2 separate regions of the Homo sapiens genome follow, and region 1 is linked to region 2. A link is an interaction called in ENCODE POLR2A ChIA-PET data of the cell type or tissue named here. Cell type or tissue: OCI-LY7. All regions are shown on one strand. Each heading gives the region's core, and the rest is flanking DNA. Links, peaks and the distances in the headings are about the cores only.

Region 1 (8,924 bases), core at 250-8,249, 180 kb before region 2:
TTTTTTTTTTTTTTTTTTTGAGACGGAGTCTCTCTCTGTCACCCAGGTTGGAGTGCACTGGCACCATCTTGGCTCACTGCAACCTCCACTTCTCAGATTCAGGTGATCCTCCTGCCTCAGCCTCCTGAGTAGCTGGGATTACAGGCATGCACCACCACATCTGGCTAATTTTCATATTTTTAGTAGAGCCAGGGTTTCACCATGTTGGCCAGGCTGGTCTTAAACTCCTGACCTCAAGTGATCCTCCCACCTCGGCCTCCCAAAGACCTGGGATTACAGGTGTGAGCCACCGAGCCCGGCTGATCAATCCATTATTCTAGGGAAATTGAGCAGAATCCTCGTGTCACAACGTGGGCAATGACTTCAGAACATCACTTGCTGGAGCCATATTTTTTCAAGACACATGCCAGTCACTCTGCTCGTCTGAACATACTGCAAGGGTGGTCTCTGCAGGAGGGAGAACGTGAGGCGACCACCCTCCTATGCCAGTACTCTGCTCTCGTAGTTAGGGAACCCCAAGCCCACAGGGCCTCCCCAGGAGCCCTACTTCTGAAATGTGGAATTTTGCCCTGGGACATTATAGAAGAAAAGTTCTCTGCTCCACGTAGCAAGAGTCAAAGAACTAGAAACAGCCATCATGGATTGCTTTAATGATTTCCAGATATCAACATGGGGAAAATTTCTAGACAACATGGGGGAAATAAAAGTTGTACAATGCAGAGCACATATATAATTTTTAAATGGCATGCAAAAAGGCTGTGTGGCCACCCTACAGACTTGAGATTTATTTATTTTATTTTATTTTATTTTATTTTATTTTATTTTATCTTTTGAGACAGAGTCTAGCTGTGTCACCCAGGCTGGAGTGTAGTGGCTCAATCTCAGCTCACTGCAACCTCCACCTCCCGGGTTCAAGAGATTCTGCTGTCTCAGCCTCTCAAGTAGCTGGGACTACAGGCACATGCCACTGCACCCAGCTAATTTTGCATTTTTAGTAAAGACAGGGTGTCACCATGTTGGCCAGGCTGGTCTCGAACTCCTGGCCTCAGATGGTCCGCCTGCCTCGGCCTCCCAAATTGCTGGGATTACAGGCATGAGCCACCGTGCCCAGCCTTGGGATTTTTTTAAAAAAATAACTAAAACCCCTGTTGAAAATGCTTTTTCTCTATACTGCCAAAGAGCTCAGACTATTACAATTATTAGATATAGACATTAGATATTTCCTTGCACTACAGAGAAATAAAGTTATTAGCATGATGGGTCTAAAAATAGGCTATTTGTAGCTGAGTTGTGATGTATTTTCTAGATACTTTGTTTTAATTTCTAACTTTGTTAACTCAAGTATAAGATGCTATATGTTATATGCTTCTTGGCATTACATTATTCGGTCAGGATCTGATTTAATTTCTTTTATAATAAACAAATAAATCTAAAAATATTTTATTTATCATCTCCAGCAAGTTCCCCTACGCTGGCTCCGGGACCAATAGTCAGCTAACGGGGCTTCATTAGGGTGACATGCAGTGAATTTCCAAAGCTATGTCTAGATGCTTTGAGAATGGACACCCGTTCTCCTTTGCCACTGCTCCTCCAGTTCTGTGCTGTACCTTCAGCCAAGGCCCAGTCTTCACTTTGTCCAACAGTTTTGCTAACCACATCCTTGTCTTGTTTCTTAGGATTGAGCCCCAGCCACTGAATCCTGCCTACTCTATTCTCCTGAGCCTGGGGCTCTTCTTTGCTTTTGCCACAATGTCTATTTTATCCTTCCACCTCCGTTGGGACTGGGATCTGGTCCTTCAACTCTTGGTTCATTGCTGTCATCTTGTTACCTGCTGAAAACTGTATATGATGCTGCCAGCCTGCCTGGATTGCCAAATATCAGCTCCCTGCTTATTGAACACGCCCTGACGCCTACTGCTTGCATTGACAGTTCACATTAGTCAAGTGCTCGCGGTGTGACAGGGCACAGTGCCATGGGCTCTGCATTTGTGACCTCATATGATCTTCCTAAGGATCCTATGAGGTAGATAATATCTCTGTTTTACAGGTAAGCATACTGGAAAATGTGAAGTAAAAGAATTTGTATCAGGTTGCTGGGTGCGGTGGCTCACGCCTGTAATCCCAGCACTTTGGGAGGCCGAGGCAGGCAGATCACCTGAGGTCAGGAGTTCGAGACCAGCCTGCCCAACGTGGTGAAACCCCGTCTCTACCAAAAAAAAAATACAAAAAATTAGCCGGGCGTGGTGGCGGGCACCTGTAATCCCAGCTACTCAGGAGGCTGAGGCAGGAGAATTGCTTGAACCTGGGAGGCGGAGGTTGTGGTGAGCTGAGATCATGCCACTGTACTCCAGCCTGGGCGACAAGAAACTCCATCCCCCGCCGCCCCCTCCAAAAAAAAAAGAATTTGTGTCAGGTTATACAACCAGTAAAGGGAGAATCTGAGATTGGAGGAGTCTCAAGCTGGTTCCCATTCTGGGGAAGCCCTGCGGCCGCAGTCTACAGGTCCCGGGTGAAGCCTGCGCTGAGGCATCTCTCACCATGGCCTGGGCTGAATTTGGTGCTGTCGTTTTGTCCCCAACTCAATAGATGGGTCCAATTCGAGGGTCACATACTGCCAGGCTGTTCTGTCATAATTGGCTCTTACATTTTTGACTCACACCACAGCATATCTAGGACTACCAATAATTAATAATGGGAAATGCTAGGTATGAAGAACAGATATAAAAATGTATTTATATTTGGTAAAACTTTATTAGATTTTATTCTTCCCTCCCTTCCTTCCTTTCTCACTTCCTCCCTCCCTTCCTTCCTTTTTTCCTTCTTCCTTCCCTCCCTTCCTTCCCCCTTCCCTTCCCTTCCCTTCCCTCCTTCCTTTCTTCCTTCCTCCTTTCTTCTTTCCTTCTGTATAAGAGAAACTTTTGTGTTTTTTTTTTTTTTTTTTTTTTTTTTTGTTGTTGTTGTTTGAGACGGAGTCTCACTTTGTCGCCCAGGCTGGAGTGCAGTGGCACCATCTCGGCTCATTGCAAGCTCCGCCTCCCGGGTTCACGCCATTCTCCTGCCTCAGCCTCCGGAGTAGCTGGGACTACAGGCGCCCGCCACCATGCCCAGCTAATTTTTTGTATTTTTAGTAGAGACGGGGTTTCACCGTATTAGCCGGGATGGTCTGGATCTCCTGACCTGGTGATCCGCCTGCCTCGGCCTCCCAAAGTGCTGGGATTACAGGTGTGAGCCACCACGCCTGGCAAGAGAAACTTTTAAAATGTCTTCTAAGATCTTAGGAAAGTTATATCATCTAGAAAAGAGATGTTCATATTCCACTGAAAGTCCATTGTGAGAAATTTTCTCACACATTTTGCTGTACTGGCAGTCTTGTGTTCTGTATAGAATTTGTTTTAATATAATTTATTGCAAAAGCTTTCTGAAGGAAGCAGGAACCATGAGAAAAATTTTCAAATAATATACTGAGCAAAGTTTGGTGTGACAGTTCTGCAGAATATTTTCTATTTTCCTCTCACTTTAGAATTAAGTATTTTTAAAAATCTTTGACTTAAAGAAAATCAGTACATACATATTGGCAGATCACATAGAGAAAAACTTTTTTTGAGCCTCAATAATTTAGAAGTCATGATTGTTTGAATAAGGACAAGGTAAAGTAAATGTATTAAAGAGTAGAAGAATTAGAAATCACTCAGCACAGACATCCTCATACCCAATACCTCTCGCAAATACACATACACATCCTCACACCCGAGACACATCACACATCACTATATAAGGTGAGAATCCTCAGCTGCTAAACTAACAAAAAAGTTGCACAAGAAAAAACAAATTGGGCCAAGGCCCACAACAACTCTGGGACCCTTGAGAGCCAAATATAAATCCACACTACAGGAGTCAAATTCATAAATACAAAAATTAGCCGGGCATAGTGCATGCACCTGTAGTCCCAGCTACTTGGGAGGCTGAGGCTGAGAATCGCTGGAGCCTGGGAGGCGGAAGTTGTGGTAAGCCGAGGTCATGCCACTGTACTCCAGCCTGGGCAACAGAGCAAGATTCTGTCTCAGAAAAAAAAAAACAAACAAACAAACTGAAAATACAAAAGAGAGGTTAGGAGGCCTGGAGGACAGAATGAGAAGTACAAAATAACTATACTTTTATTGGCATTCCAGAAATACAACTGTAGTGACATTCAAAGAAACAATGGGGGAAGAGTAATACTGTAACAGTTCATGTATTGTATAGCTGCTCCAGACAGAAAACTGAAAATTATGCACAGGGAAATTATTAGAATTAACAAGAGAATTTAGCTGGATAGATGCAAAATAGACATACATTTTTCTGGAAATGAGTATTTTTTCTTCTGAGTTTTTAATTTTATTGGCATAAAGTTGATTAAAGCATTCTCTTAACCTTTTAATTTCTGCTGCATCTGAACTTATGACACTTTTGTCAGTTTAACAATATTTATTTTTGCCTTTTCTTCTTTTGTTTTTTTGAGTAGTCTTACCAGATATCTACTTTTTTAGACTTTTCAAAGAGCAGTATTTTGGATTCCTTGAGCATTTCTATTATTTATGTGTTTCCTATTTAATTGACTTCTGTTTAATTGATCTATTATTTATATGGTGGTTATTTATTTGGTTTCTGCTCTCATCTCTATAGCAGTCTTCATCCTACTTTTTTGTGATTTTTTTTTCTGTTATTCTTTAACACTCAAGTTTGAAAACACAGCTACTTAATTTTCAGCCTTTAAGCATCAAGTCTATAAATTTCTCAAAAAGTACCATTTTTCTACGTCCCTTAGTATAGCTGTGTATATAAGTGAGATGGTAGATAAGAACATACTTATAAAAACAAACAAGAGTAGAATACATAAGGGTACTTAGGACTTAACACTAATACATCACGTCACACACAAAAACCAACTCTATGTGTATTAATGAGCTATATGTGAAATACAACCCTACAGAAACTTTAGAAGTTAGTCTGGGAGAATACTCATCTGAACTTAGGGATGTAAACATTTTCTTAGACAGGAAACAAAAATTGAAATCCACAAAGGAAAAATTGACAAATTGGCCTACATTTAAAATGAAAACATCTATTTATCAAAAGACACTCTAATGAGAATGAAATGACCAGCCACAGACTAGGATGAGATATTTGCTAAATGTGTAATTGTCAAGGGATTAGTCTCCTAAACATGTAAAGAATTCTTACAAATCAATAAAAAAGACATCTATTTTCACCAAAGAGTCAAAATAATTACACAAGTGTTTTATAGATGTACAAAATGTCACTCACTCATTAGCAATCAGGAAAATACAAATTAATTCTGCTATGAAGTACTGTTACACATCCACAAAGTTTGCAAAAATGGAAACCTGACACTACTGTGCGTTGAATGGGATGTGAAGCAAGACAATTTCTCATATATTGTTGATGGAAGTGTAAATTAATTGTCACTCTGGAGACCAATTTTGCTATGTGAAAATGCACATACATACTCTATGACCTAGCAATTCCACTCCTAGGTGTAAACTCTAGAGAAACTGTCCTGTTCCAGGAGGCATTTATGAAAATGCTTAAAGCAGCACTATTCTTTTATTTTTATTTTTACTTTTATGTTTTGGAGACAGAGTCTCACTCTGTTGCCCAGGCTGGAGTGTAGTGGCATGATCTCTGCTCACTGCAACCTCTGCCTTCCGGATTCAAGTGATTCTCCTGCCTTAGTCTCCCGAGTAGGTGGGCTTACAGGTGCATGCCACCACGCCTGGCAAATTTTTGTATTTTTAGTAGAGATGGGGATATTTAGTAGAGACCATGTTGGCCAGGCTGTCTCAAACTCCTGACCTCAAGTGACCTGCCTGCCTTGGCCTCCCAAAGTGCTGGGATTACAGGCATGAGCCACCGCGCCCAGCCCAAGCAGCACTATTCTTACTAATAAAAAAACTAGAAGCAAATCTATGTCCATTGACAACAGAATGAATAAAATATGGGTGACAGAATACTATATAGTAATGAGTATGAATAAATTACACCTGTGTCCATCAATGCACGAGAATCTGAAGAACATAATTTTGAGTGGAGAAAACAAAGAAAAACACAGCTTTAGTCAAATGATATACAGTTTAAAACATGCATAACTATATTTCTTTGTGAAACTACAAGGAAATGATAACTATCGAATTTAGGATTATAATGGTCTCCAGAATGGAAACCAGCGGGTCTAGGGAGGCGGACAAGGAATTCAAAAGCAATGGTGTGGCTTTGGCACTCTTTTCCTACACTTGAGGGCGAGGACATAGGGGTTGTACTATTATTCATTTTTTGTTTTTTCCATTATACTTTATACCTTACATATTTTTAAAATATTGTTTTGTATCTTCTCAGTATTTATTAAAAACAATTAAAAAAATAAAATGCTAAAGAGTGACACTTTTCCAAAATTGAAAAAGGACATAAATCCTCAGATTGTTGAAGTGCCCCCAGGCCCTTGCAGGTTAAATAAAAACAAATTCAAAACTAGACATATGAGAGTGGAACTGCAGAGCACCAAAGACACAGAAAAGACAGGGGGTAAAATAGGCTACCTTCAAAGGAAAACGTTCAATTCTGTACAACAGTGACACACCCCAGAAGTGACATAACAATTCTAGGTGCTGAAAGGAGGGAAAACCCCTGGATAGAATTCTTTTTTTTTTTTTTTTCTGGGACAGAGTCTTGCTGTATCACCAGGCTGGAGTACAGTGGGGCGATCTCTGCTCACTGCAACCTCTGCCTCCTGGGCTCAAGCAATTCTCCTGCCTGAGCCTCCTGAGTAGCTCGGACGACAGGCACACGCCACTATGCCCAGCTAATTTTTGTATTTTTAGTAGAGACAGGGTTTCACCATGTTAGCCAGGATGGACTCAATCTTTTGACCTCATGATCCACCTGCCTCGGCCTCCCAAAGTGCTGGGATTACAGGCATGAGCCACTGTGCCTGGCCAAGGGAGGAAAACCCCAGGATAGAATTCTTTATCCAGCCGCTTTATTCAAGAGTGAGGGCTAAATGATCACCCTATTAGAATTCACCATTAACAGACCTTCACTGGAAGAACTACAAATAAACAGTCATGTGTCGCTTAATGATGGGCATACATTCTGAGAAATGCATCGTTAGGCACTTCCATCTTTGTGTGAACATCATAGAGTGCACTTACACAAAGCTACACAGCATAGCCTACTCCACACCTAGGCTGTGTGGGACAGCCTGTTGCTCCTAGGTTACACACCTGTACACCATGTGACTGTGCTGAACACTACAGGCAACTGGAACACAATGCTAAGTATTTTGTGTATCTAAACATAGGAAAGATGACAGCAAAAATACAATTTAAAAGATTTTAAAATGATTCACCTGTATAAGGCACTTACCATGAATGGAGCTTGCAGGACTGGCAGTTGCTTGGATGAGTGAGTGAGTGAGTGGGGAGTGTCTGTGAAGGCCTACGACTTTACCGTATGCTACTGTAGACTTTATCAACACTGGACACTGAGGCTGCATTCAATTCATTCATTTCTTCAATAATAAATTAATCTTAGCTTACTGTAACCTTTTCACTTTATAATCTTAATTAAAAAAAACTTTTAGACCTTCTTTCCTTCCTTCCTTTTTCTTTCTTTCCCTCTCTCTTCTCTCCCTCCCTTCCATCCTCCCTTCTTTCCCTCCCTCCTTCCCTCTCTCCCTCCCTCCGTCCCTCCGTCTGTTCGTTTTCTTTCTTTCTTCTTTCTTTCCTTTTCATTTTTTCCTCTCTTCCCTCCCTCCCTTCCTTGCGTCCTCCCTTCCCTCCCTCCCTCTTTCTTTCCTTCCTTCCTTCCTTCTTCCTTTCTTTCTTTCTCTTTCTTTCTTTCTTTCTCTCTCTCTCTTTCTCTCTTTCTTTCTTTCCCTCTCTCTCTTCCCTCCCTCCCTTCTGTCCTCCCTTTCCTTCCTTCCTTCCTTCTTTTCTTCCTTCCTTCCTCTCCTTCTCCTTCTCCTTCTCTTTCTCTCTCTCTCTCTTTTGCTTGGATGGGTACAGTGACTCACACTTGTAATCCCAGCACTTTGGGAGGCCAAGGTGGGTGGATCACCTGAGGTCAGGAGTTCGAGACCCGCCTGGTCAACATGGTGAAACCCTGTCTCTACTAAAAATAAAACAATTTAGCCAGTCATGGTGGCATGCGCCTGTAATCCCAGCTACTTGGGAGGCTGAGGCAGAAGAATTGTTTGAACCTGGGAGGTGGAGGTTGTAGTGAGCCGCGGTTGTGCCATTGCACTTCAGCCTGGGTGACAGAGCAAGACTCTGTCTCAAAAAAAAAAAAAAAAAATTCTTGCTCAGTTGCCCAGGCTGGAGTCCAGTGCTGCACTCATAGCTCACTACAGCCTCGAAATCTAGGGCTCAAGTGATTCTCCCACCTCAGCCTCCCAAGTAACTGGGACTACAGACACGTGCCATCAGGCCCAGCTCATTTTAAAATTGTTTTTAGAGACTGGAGGTTCTCACTTTATTGCCCCAGCTGGTCTTGAACTCCTGGCTTAAAGCCATCCTCCCTTCTCAGCCTCCCAAAGCACTGGAATTACAGGCATGAGCCATTGTGCCTGGCCTTTTTTGACTCTTCTGATAACACTTGAAACATGAACACAGTAAAGAGCTGTTCAAAAATATTTTCTTTCTTTATATGTGTATTCTATAAGCTTTTTTCTTTTCGTTTTTTTTTTTGATACAAGTTCTCACTCTTGTTTCAAAAAACGTGATACAATGTATCAAAAAACAACCTACAATAGTGATGTCTTGTCTGGAGTGCAGCAGGGCTTTTATGGTTCACTGCAGCCTTGAACTCCGGGACTCAAACAATCCTCTGGGCCGGGCACAGTGGCTCACGCCTGTAATCCCAACACTTTG
Region 2 (8,924 bases), core at 415-8,414:
TTATTCCAATTACACCAAGATCTATGAATCCATTTTCCAAAGATACTTAAATCTTGCAACATGGGAGAATAGTCACATCAGAACATTTACTTCTTCAAAATATCTCTTTTTTTGGGAAATTTACTAGTTTGTTGTTTTATGATTTAGTTGAAATGCAGGGAGTCACCTGCCCAACAGCATCTCAAATAATTAAAAGCCCTAATCTCCTGTCTCTTCCCCAAAGGGGGAATAAAAGGAACTAGAACCTCCCATCTCTCTCCCCACCTGGATACTTTTAGGCCAAGTCCATGGAAAACTCCTCTGTGTCTGTAAGCTGAATAATCCAAGTAGGCTGTGTCAGCTGAATAATCCAGGACTATTCAGATATTTGAAAAAAAATTCATATTTCAGTAGTGTGGGTTGACTTTTGCTTGAATCTATTGATTACAGAAAAAAGGGAGGTAAAAGTCTTTGGTCAAGGTCTTCTGATGCCTTGATACTTTACTGTCATTGATATCACATGTATTTACAGAGGCAAAGACCTAGAAGTCAACCCTAATTTGGGCTATTTCTGAAATTCTCAGAATTAGTATTATATTAATACTGTAACATGAATTCATTTTATTTGTGTAACTGAGGCAGGGGAATAGGGTCTGGAGACAGGGAATCTAAGGACGACTTGGACAGGCTCCCTGGAGCTGAGGAGTCTGCACACTGACCTATGATTGGCCCATTCCAGGACCTTCATTTGCATAAGATGCCAAACCACATCGGCCTCTGATTGACCACAGGCCAAATCTGCACTCTGGCCAATGATTGGTTCATTCTAGGACCTTCCTTTGCATAAAGCACCAAACTACATCAGTCTTGGATTGGCCATGGGCCAATTCACCTCAGCCTCTAGTTGGCTGCGAGCCAGTCCTTCATTTACATAGGGTGTAAGCAACGAGAAACCTCTAGGGAGTACTTAAGCTTCCAAAGACTTTGCTACCAGGGCTCTTGAGCCAATTGCTAGAGCCTGCTCTCATCTTGTGGAGTGTACTTTTGCTTTTGCTCCTTCCCTGCTTTCTGCTCTAATAAATCCACTTCTTCACCACTCGTTTGTGTGTCGTTCAATTCTTTGTTGAACACACCAAGAACCTGGACACCTCACGACTGGAACCCTTAATTAGGTAACATAATCAGGAAGGCAGTGGTCTAGCCTCCCTAAAATGACCATATCAGCTTGTGAGCCTATCATAGTTTTTAGAAAAACAATATCAATAACATCAATCATAAAGTAAACGTGGGCTGGCCCATGATCCAATTGAATTTACCTGCATTATTGGTCATTACTCTGTTACTATTCTTGTTACCAAAAAAAAAACTTTCTTGGTTTCAGCATTCAGGAACAAACTCTAAAATATTCATATAGTTTTTGAATTCCAAAAATATTTCAAATCTAGAAAGGCTGATGCACTTTAATAATTTTTTTCTCAAAATTGTGTGTGTATGTGTCTTTTTTCATCTATGTTGTGTGTATCAGTAGTTTCTTCTCTTCATACATGAATATTATTTTATTTTATGAATGTACCACAATCTGACTTATCAATGATTGCTAAACATTTGACTTGTTTCCAGTTTGAGCTACGATGAACACAGCTGCTATAAACACTTAACTATAGATGTTTGTGTGGCCATAAGTTTTCATTTCTGTTGGGTAAAAACCTAGGAGAATTGCTGGGCCACGTGGTAAATGTATATCTACCTTTAAGAAACTGCAGAACAGTTCTGCAAATTGGTGGTACCATTTTGTCTTCCCCCAGGCAGTGTGTGAGAGTTCTAGTTGCTGTTTGAAATGGTTTCTGATGGAGGCATAAAGAGGAATAGATGAGTTGTTTTTTTTAATGTTTAATTTTTGTGGGAACATACTGGGGGTATATATTTATTGAGCATATGAGATTTTTGATACAGGTGTATAATGTGTCATCACATCAGGATAAATGAGGTATTGATCACCTCAAGCATTTATCCTTTGTTTTACAAACAATCCAATTTATGCCATCTTAGTTATTTTAAAATCTACAATTATTATTGACTCTAGTTATCCTGTTATGCTATCTACTAAGTTATTCTAACTACTTTTTTGTACCCATTAACCATCCTCCCTTCCCCTCACCCCCTTATTACCCTTCCCAGCCTCTGGTAACCATCTTTCTACTCTCTATCTTCATGAATTCAACTGTTTTTTTAGCTCCCACAAATAAGTGAGAACACGAGAAGTTTGTCTTTCTGTGCCTGTTTTATTTCACATAACATAATGATCTCTAGTTCCACCATGTTGCAAAAGACAGAATCTCATTCTTTTCTATGGCTGAATAGTACTCCATTGTGTATATGTACTATATTTTCTTCATCCATTAATTTGTTGATGGACACTTGGGTTGCTTCCAGATCTTGGCTATTGTGAACAGTGCTGCAATAAACATGGGAGTGCAGGTACCTCTTTGATAAACTGATTTCCTTTCTTTTGGGTATATATCCAGCAGTGGGATTGCTGGATCATATGATAGCTCTACTTTTAGTTTTTTGAGGAACCTCCAAACAGTTCTCCATAGTGACTCTACTAATTTACATTCCCACCAACAGTGTAGGAGGGTTCCCTTTTCTCCACATCTCACCAGCATTTGTTATTGCCTGTCTTCTGGATAAAAGCCATTTTAACAACGGTAAGATGACATCTCATTGTAGTTGTGATTTGCATTTCTCTGATGATCAGTGACGTTGAGCACCTTTTCACGTGCCCGTTTGCCATTTGTATGTCTTCTTTTGGGAGATGTCTATTCAGATCTTTTGCCAATTTTTAAATTGGATGACTAGATATTTTCCTATAGAGTTGTTTGAGCTCCTTGTATATTCTGGTTATTAATCCCTGGTCAGATGGATAATTTGCAAACATTTTCTCCCATTGTGTGGGTTGTCTCTTCACTTTGTTCATTGTTTCCTTTGCTGTGGAGAAGCTTTTTAACTTGATGTGATCCCATTTGGATGAGTTGTTTTTTCATAGGAAAATGTGTTCACCTCTAGGGATGAGTTGTTGGCGGTGATCAGGGCTGGTGCTCAGCATTCTCTGAGACTGTCTCTGAATGGGGTAGCCCCCTGGGAGTTGTACCTTCCTTACCACTGCAGAGTCCGCTTACAGGTGTTTCTCCGTCCCTGCACTGAGAGCTGCTTGAGGATGGGGGCCAGGTCTTAGTCATCTCCGCAGTCTCAACTCCCAGCAGAGTCTGGGACAGCATAGGTTTCAACATGTGTTGTTGAATTGAACAGCAAATCTCTCCAGTGGCCAGGATGTTGTGAGGGGAGGGAAAGCTCAGGTGGGTGTGGCCTACTCCTTTACGTCTCATTTTCTGTGGCGGTGAAGGCACCAATGGTCATGAATTTCATCTAAAAACACAATAAATTGAAGCACAGTGAAGGGTATCAAGGCGGTGGGAAGGTCCTGCTACAGACAGAGTATGAAAACTGTTGAAAAACATAAAAATCAACATATTATGATTTTAAAAATGAAGAGTTATGAGGGGCTTGTTTGTAATACCATACCTGAATTGCCTCGCCTCACACGTGGGCCTGGATGTGGGTGGGAGGGGAAGGCAGTGTTGGAATTTTTAGCTGCTGCCTCATTTTCATTTGGGCTGAAATGCTCTGAACCCCATGAGGCATGCGTGGTGAGAGGTCCTGATTCACGGTGCTCCTTTCTGCAACATCAGTGATCCTGCTTCTAAACCATTCCTTGTCCCCGTCTTTCTGTTTGTTGTTGTGGTTTAGCTGGGGAAAGTAAAATGTCTAATTGAAGAAAGTGGGCAGGTCACTCCTTCTTAACCAAGTCATCCAGCTGCTGGACTCTCCTAGAGATGTTTCCATTTAGCAGGGAAAACTCTATTTTTCCTTTCTCCTTCCTCACCTCCCCCACCTCCATTTTTATCCCCTAGAGCAAATTCAGGGCCTCTCTGAGTTGGTACCACCTTACATTAATTGGCACTAATGCAAGTATTCACAGCTGTGCGTGGGATGCTTCTGAGTGCAAAATGGATCTGTCTGTGCCTGGGAACGGTTCTTTCACTTCAGGTGTGTAATTTACTCTTCTGTGAGATGCGTTCCCCGGGCTCCCCTGCTGCACCAAGCAGCACCTCAGCTGCCACTACAGAAGAGCTCAGCAACAGACGTTTGCTTATGGTCATAAATCTTAGCAGACACACCTGTACATGACCACAACATGCAGTTATAGAAACAAAGAACTTCCCATCAAGCTGAAACTGATCCAGGAGGTGTGGGTGGCTTGGCAGCAAAGGGGGGCCATTACCAGGAGAGCCCAGGTGACCGTGGAGGAGCTCAGGGAGCACCCTAGAGGCGGCTGGGGCTTGGGCACAATGAGCTTTGGTTAAGAGAGACTGGGATTCAGAATTGCTGTCTGCTCTCATAAGCCCTGTGATTGTAGGCAACTTACCTTAAATTTCTGAGCTATGGATTTCTCAAATGACACTCTTGGAACTTAGATCTATCATCTTAAAATTTATTTTCTATTTATCTCACTTGTTTTATGTTCCTTTTCTTCTCCTTGCTTGCCCATTTTTTGGATTATTTATGTATTTAAAAATTATTCATGGCTGAGCGCAGTGGCCTATGCCTGTAATCCCAGCACTTCGGGAGGCCAAGGTGAGAGGATCGCTTGAGCCCAGGAGTTCGAGACCAGCCTGGATAATGCAGTGATACCCATCTCTATTAAAAAAAAAAAAAAAGCAGCTGGGTGTGGTGGCACATACCTGTAGTCCAGCAACTCTGGAGGTTGAAGTGGGAAGATCGCTTGAGGCCAGGAGTTTGAGGCTGCAGTGGGCTATGATCATGCAACTGCACTCCAGCCTGGGTGACAGAGAAAACAAGAAACGAAAATATTATTCCATGTCCCATCTCTATCAGCTGTTAAGTTATACCTTCCTTTACTGGTTATCCAAGGACCAAGAGATGACAATAGCACTACCTTATTAAAATTGAATATAAAGTTGCACATCTGTCTATTCCTGGACAATGCACAGACCCCAAAAAGTTTGACTCTATTTACCTTCAATCCTGCCTTTTGTGCAGGATTTAATTCTAAATATATATAAGACCTCACAAAATATCAGTCATTATTGACAACCAGTATTCTTTTAGATTTACCCGTGTAGCCATCCTTTCTCTTGTTCTTCGTTTCTTTCTGTGTGTGGTAGACAGAACAATGGCCCCCACAAAGACGTCTCATTCTAATCTCTGGAAACTGTGAATATGTTAGGGGGAATAAAGGTTCCAGGAGGAACTAAGGCTGCTCATCAGTTCGAGGGATTATCCTGGGCCGGCCCAATTAATCATCACTAGGAGACTTAACTGTGTAAGAGGGAGGCAGGAGAGGAGAAGGAGAGATGGCAGTGTGAGAAGGCCTCAGCCCGACATTGCTGGCTTTAAGGATGGCGGACAGGACCTTGATCCAAGGAACACAGGAGACCTCTAGACCCAGCAAAGTCAAGAAACAGACTATCCCCTGGAGTCTCCAGAAGGGAATGCAGCACCGTGGACACAGATTTTAAAGCTCAGTGAGAACCATGTCAGACTTCCAATCTCCAGAGCCGTAAGATAATACACGCACATTGTTTTAAATTATGATGTTTGTGGCCATTTATTACAGCGGCAAGTGGGAACTAATACTCTATATCTCTGTTTTCATGCAGAATCATTTTGCTTCTATCCGAAGAACTTGTTTTAGTCATTTCCTTTAAGAAAATGTGGGGCTGTGGTAATGAATTTTGTCAGATTCTGTTTGAAAATGTCTTTCTCATGCTTTCATTTCTTTGGTTTGCAATTTTATTGATTTCTGCTCTTAATTATTTCCTTTCTTCTGCTTATGTTGGGTTGAATTTGCTTTTCTTCTCTAGTTTCACAAAATGAAAACTTAGAGTATTGATTGAAAACCTTTCTTCTTCCCTCATATAAGCATTTAATGCTACAAACTTCTCTCTAAACAATGCTTTAGTTGCTTCCAACAAATTTTGATATACTGTAATTTTGTTTTCATTCAGTTCAAAATATTTTCTTATTTCCTTTAACACTTCCTCTTTGACTCATGGGTAATGTAGAAATGTGTTGTTTATTTCCAAATATTTTGGAGTTTAACAGAAATCTTTCTGTTACTGATTTCTAGTTTAATTCCATTATGGTCTGAGAATATACTTTGTATGATTCCTATTCTTTTAAATTTGTTAAGGTTTGTTTTATGGTCTGAATATGGTCTCTCTTAAGGAATGTACACTTGTAAACAACGTGTATTCTGCTTTAGGTCAATTTGATCAATAGCGTTGATCAGCCCTATATTCTTACTGATTTTCTGTTTACTTGTTCTGTTGATTCCTGAGAGAGGAATATTGAAGTCTCCAACTATAATTGTAGATTGGTCTGTTTCTTCTTTCAGTTTCATTGTGTTTTGTTGTAATTCATGTAATTTGAAGCTCTGTTGTTAGGTCAATTTAGGGCAGTTTTGTCATCTTGGACTATGGACTTATTTATCATTAAATAAAGTTCTTCTTTATTCTTAATAATATTCCTTGTTCTGAAGTCTACTTTGATATTGATATAGCTACTCCAACTCTCTTTTCATTAGTGTTTGTCTATCTTTTTTTTTTTCATTTTCTAAGAAACTATTTTTGTATTTTTGCTTAAAGGAAGTTTGTTGTAGATATAATGTGGACAGGTCTTGCTTTTTTATCCAATTTGTCAATTTTGTCTTTTAACTGGTGTGGTTGAACTGTTCACATTTAATGCGATCACTGATATATCTGTATTAAAATCTATCTTGTTAGCCATTTTCTATTCGTTCCATCTGTCTTTGTTTTTATACTTATCACTTAAGAGATGTCACTCCATTATCTTTTAGCTTGTGTGAATTCTGATGTGAAGGCTGTTTAATTCTTACTTTGTTTTCCTATATATAATGTGTCTTATTTCTCTGGCTGCCTTTGAGGTTTTCTCATTGTCTTTTGTTTTCAGCAGTTTAAATATATGTGAAGGGTGTGTATGTATATATATGTGTGTGTGTGTGTCCTCATTTTTCTTTTTGTTTTCAGTTTGGGTAATTCCTATGAACCAGCATCACTGCTTCACTCCTTAGCTGGGTCAAATCTACTGATGAGGTCATCAAAGACTTTCTTCATCTCTGCTACTTTTTGTTGTTGCTGTTGCTGTCATTTAAAAAAAATTTCTAGCATTTGCTTTTAATTCTTTCTTAGAGTTTCAGTCTCTCTGCTGAAATTGCCCATCTGATCTTGCCTGTTGTCTACCTTCTCCATTAGAGCTTTTAAAATATTAATCACAGTTATTTAAAATTTTCTATTAGGTAGTTCAAACATCCCCATCACAGTTGAGTCTGGTTCTGATGAGTGCCTTGCCTCTTCAACAGTGTTATTATATTCTTGCCTTTTCACATGCTTCTTCACTTTTTGCTGAAAGCCAGGTATCTCATATATGCAGTAAACTAGGGTCAATCATTTTGCAGGCTGGGATGAGCACACTTTTGGTTCCTGCTGGGCCTTTGTGCTGGGATGTGAAATAAGCTAGTTAGGGATGAGGTTGGACTGAGGTATGTTGTTGCTATGGTTAACTTCAGTGCATCACAATCCTTAAATTTCTCTAATGACACCTACTGTTTAGAGAAGGGGCAGATTTGCCAGAGGGTTTTTCCTTCAATGTGTGTTCCATGCTCATTTTTAAGTCTTCTTCTTCCTCTTTTTCTTTTTTCAGAAAAAGTCTGTTTATATGCTCTTGTCCCTCTTCTCTCCCTGTCCCAGGAGTTCTACACTCTCACCTGTTATTCAATGCTAGTTAGCCTTGTAGTAGTGGGATAATGGGGGGGAATATTCTCTGTTGTTCTGATTGAACCTCAGTCTTAGATGGGCACTATGTTCCTAAGACTCAATGACCCTGCTCCTCTGCTGGCTGTAGTGCTGGACCCAGCACATATTTCTTACTCCCCTCTCTCCTCATAGTGATAGGGTATTTTTTTTTTCTGGTTCTCTTCCACCAGCTGCAATGTATTTTCACTGGTGCCCTAAGGAAAATAGTGTTTGTTGCCCTTCCCTGCACAGATTAAGGATTTATTTCAGACAGGTGATAGAAGAGAAGACTGTGGATGGATTTTGCACCCCTCCCATTGTGTTTGCTCTTCTTTTCTCCTGTTTTACACCTCAGAGAACACTTTCATAGGGCCCTTTTCAATTTTTGTGAGCTCCCAGTGGGGTCCCTGGAAAAAAAGCCTGAAGAAGGGACAGATTCTCCAATTTCTTTTTTTTTTCTTTTTTGAGATGGAGTCTCACTCTGTTGCCAAGGCTGGAGTGCAGTGGCGTGATCTCAGATCACTGCAGCCTCTGCCTCCTGGGTTCAAGCGATTCTCCTGCCTCAGTCTCCCGAGTAGCTGGGATTACAGGCATGCTCCACCACATCTGGCTAATTTTTATAGTTTTAGTTGAGATGGCGTTTCACCATGTTGGCCAGGCTGTTCTTGAACCCCTGGCCTCAAGTGATCTGCCCACTTTGGCCTCCCAAAGTACTGGGATTACAGGTCTGAGCCACCACACCCGGTCAATATTCTCCAATTTCTTTGACTCATAGGGGCTTCACACACTTGCCAGTGCATGCTCAGCTTTCAGCAATTTACTAACTATGTTAGCTGAACTGCTCTTACAAGCATACACTTGTGTCCACCTCGGGGAAACCAGTGCTCATATCTCATCTTTCCCTGAAGGTCTTAGATTTATATCTCTTTAGATTTGGGGCCATTTGATTTCTCTGAAACCTGAGTTCTCTGATAGTTTTTAGAAAGTAATGAACTTTCAGATTGTCTAGCTTTTTCATATTAGTGTGGGAGCAATGCTGTTTTCAGCTCT

What was found. Peaks named below come from ENCODE experiments on the same cell type or tissue, not always from the same donor. Only the 100,000 strongest peaks of a DNase experiment are listed, where the experiment ranks them.
Region 1: POLR2A ChIA-PET joins it to region 2 with 9 read pairs; 1 of 35 experiments calls an interaction of 5 or more read pairs at or near these places.

The regions. Positions count from the first base shown.
Region 1 is chr6:156,755,739-156,764,662 of GRCh38, reverse strand. No RefSeq gene overlaps it. Among named protein-coding and RNA genes, the nearest start is that of ARID1B, 17 kb to the left of the region's middle. In OCI-LY7, for the core only: no CTCF peak of the experiment used is centred there; a DNase peak (open chromatin) is centred at 3,972; H3K27ac peaks cover 1,053 bases.
Region 2 is chr6:156,578,002-156,586,925 of GRCh38, reverse strand. No RefSeq gene overlaps it. Among named protein-coding and RNA genes, the nearest start is that of ARID1B, 190 kb to the left of the region's middle. RefSeq lists an enhancer at 4,194-4,343. In OCI-LY7, for the core only: CTCF peaks have their summits at 4,096 and 4,312; a DNase peak (open chromatin) is centred at 4,205; H3K4me3 peaks cover 864 bases; H3K27ac peaks cover 1,914 bases.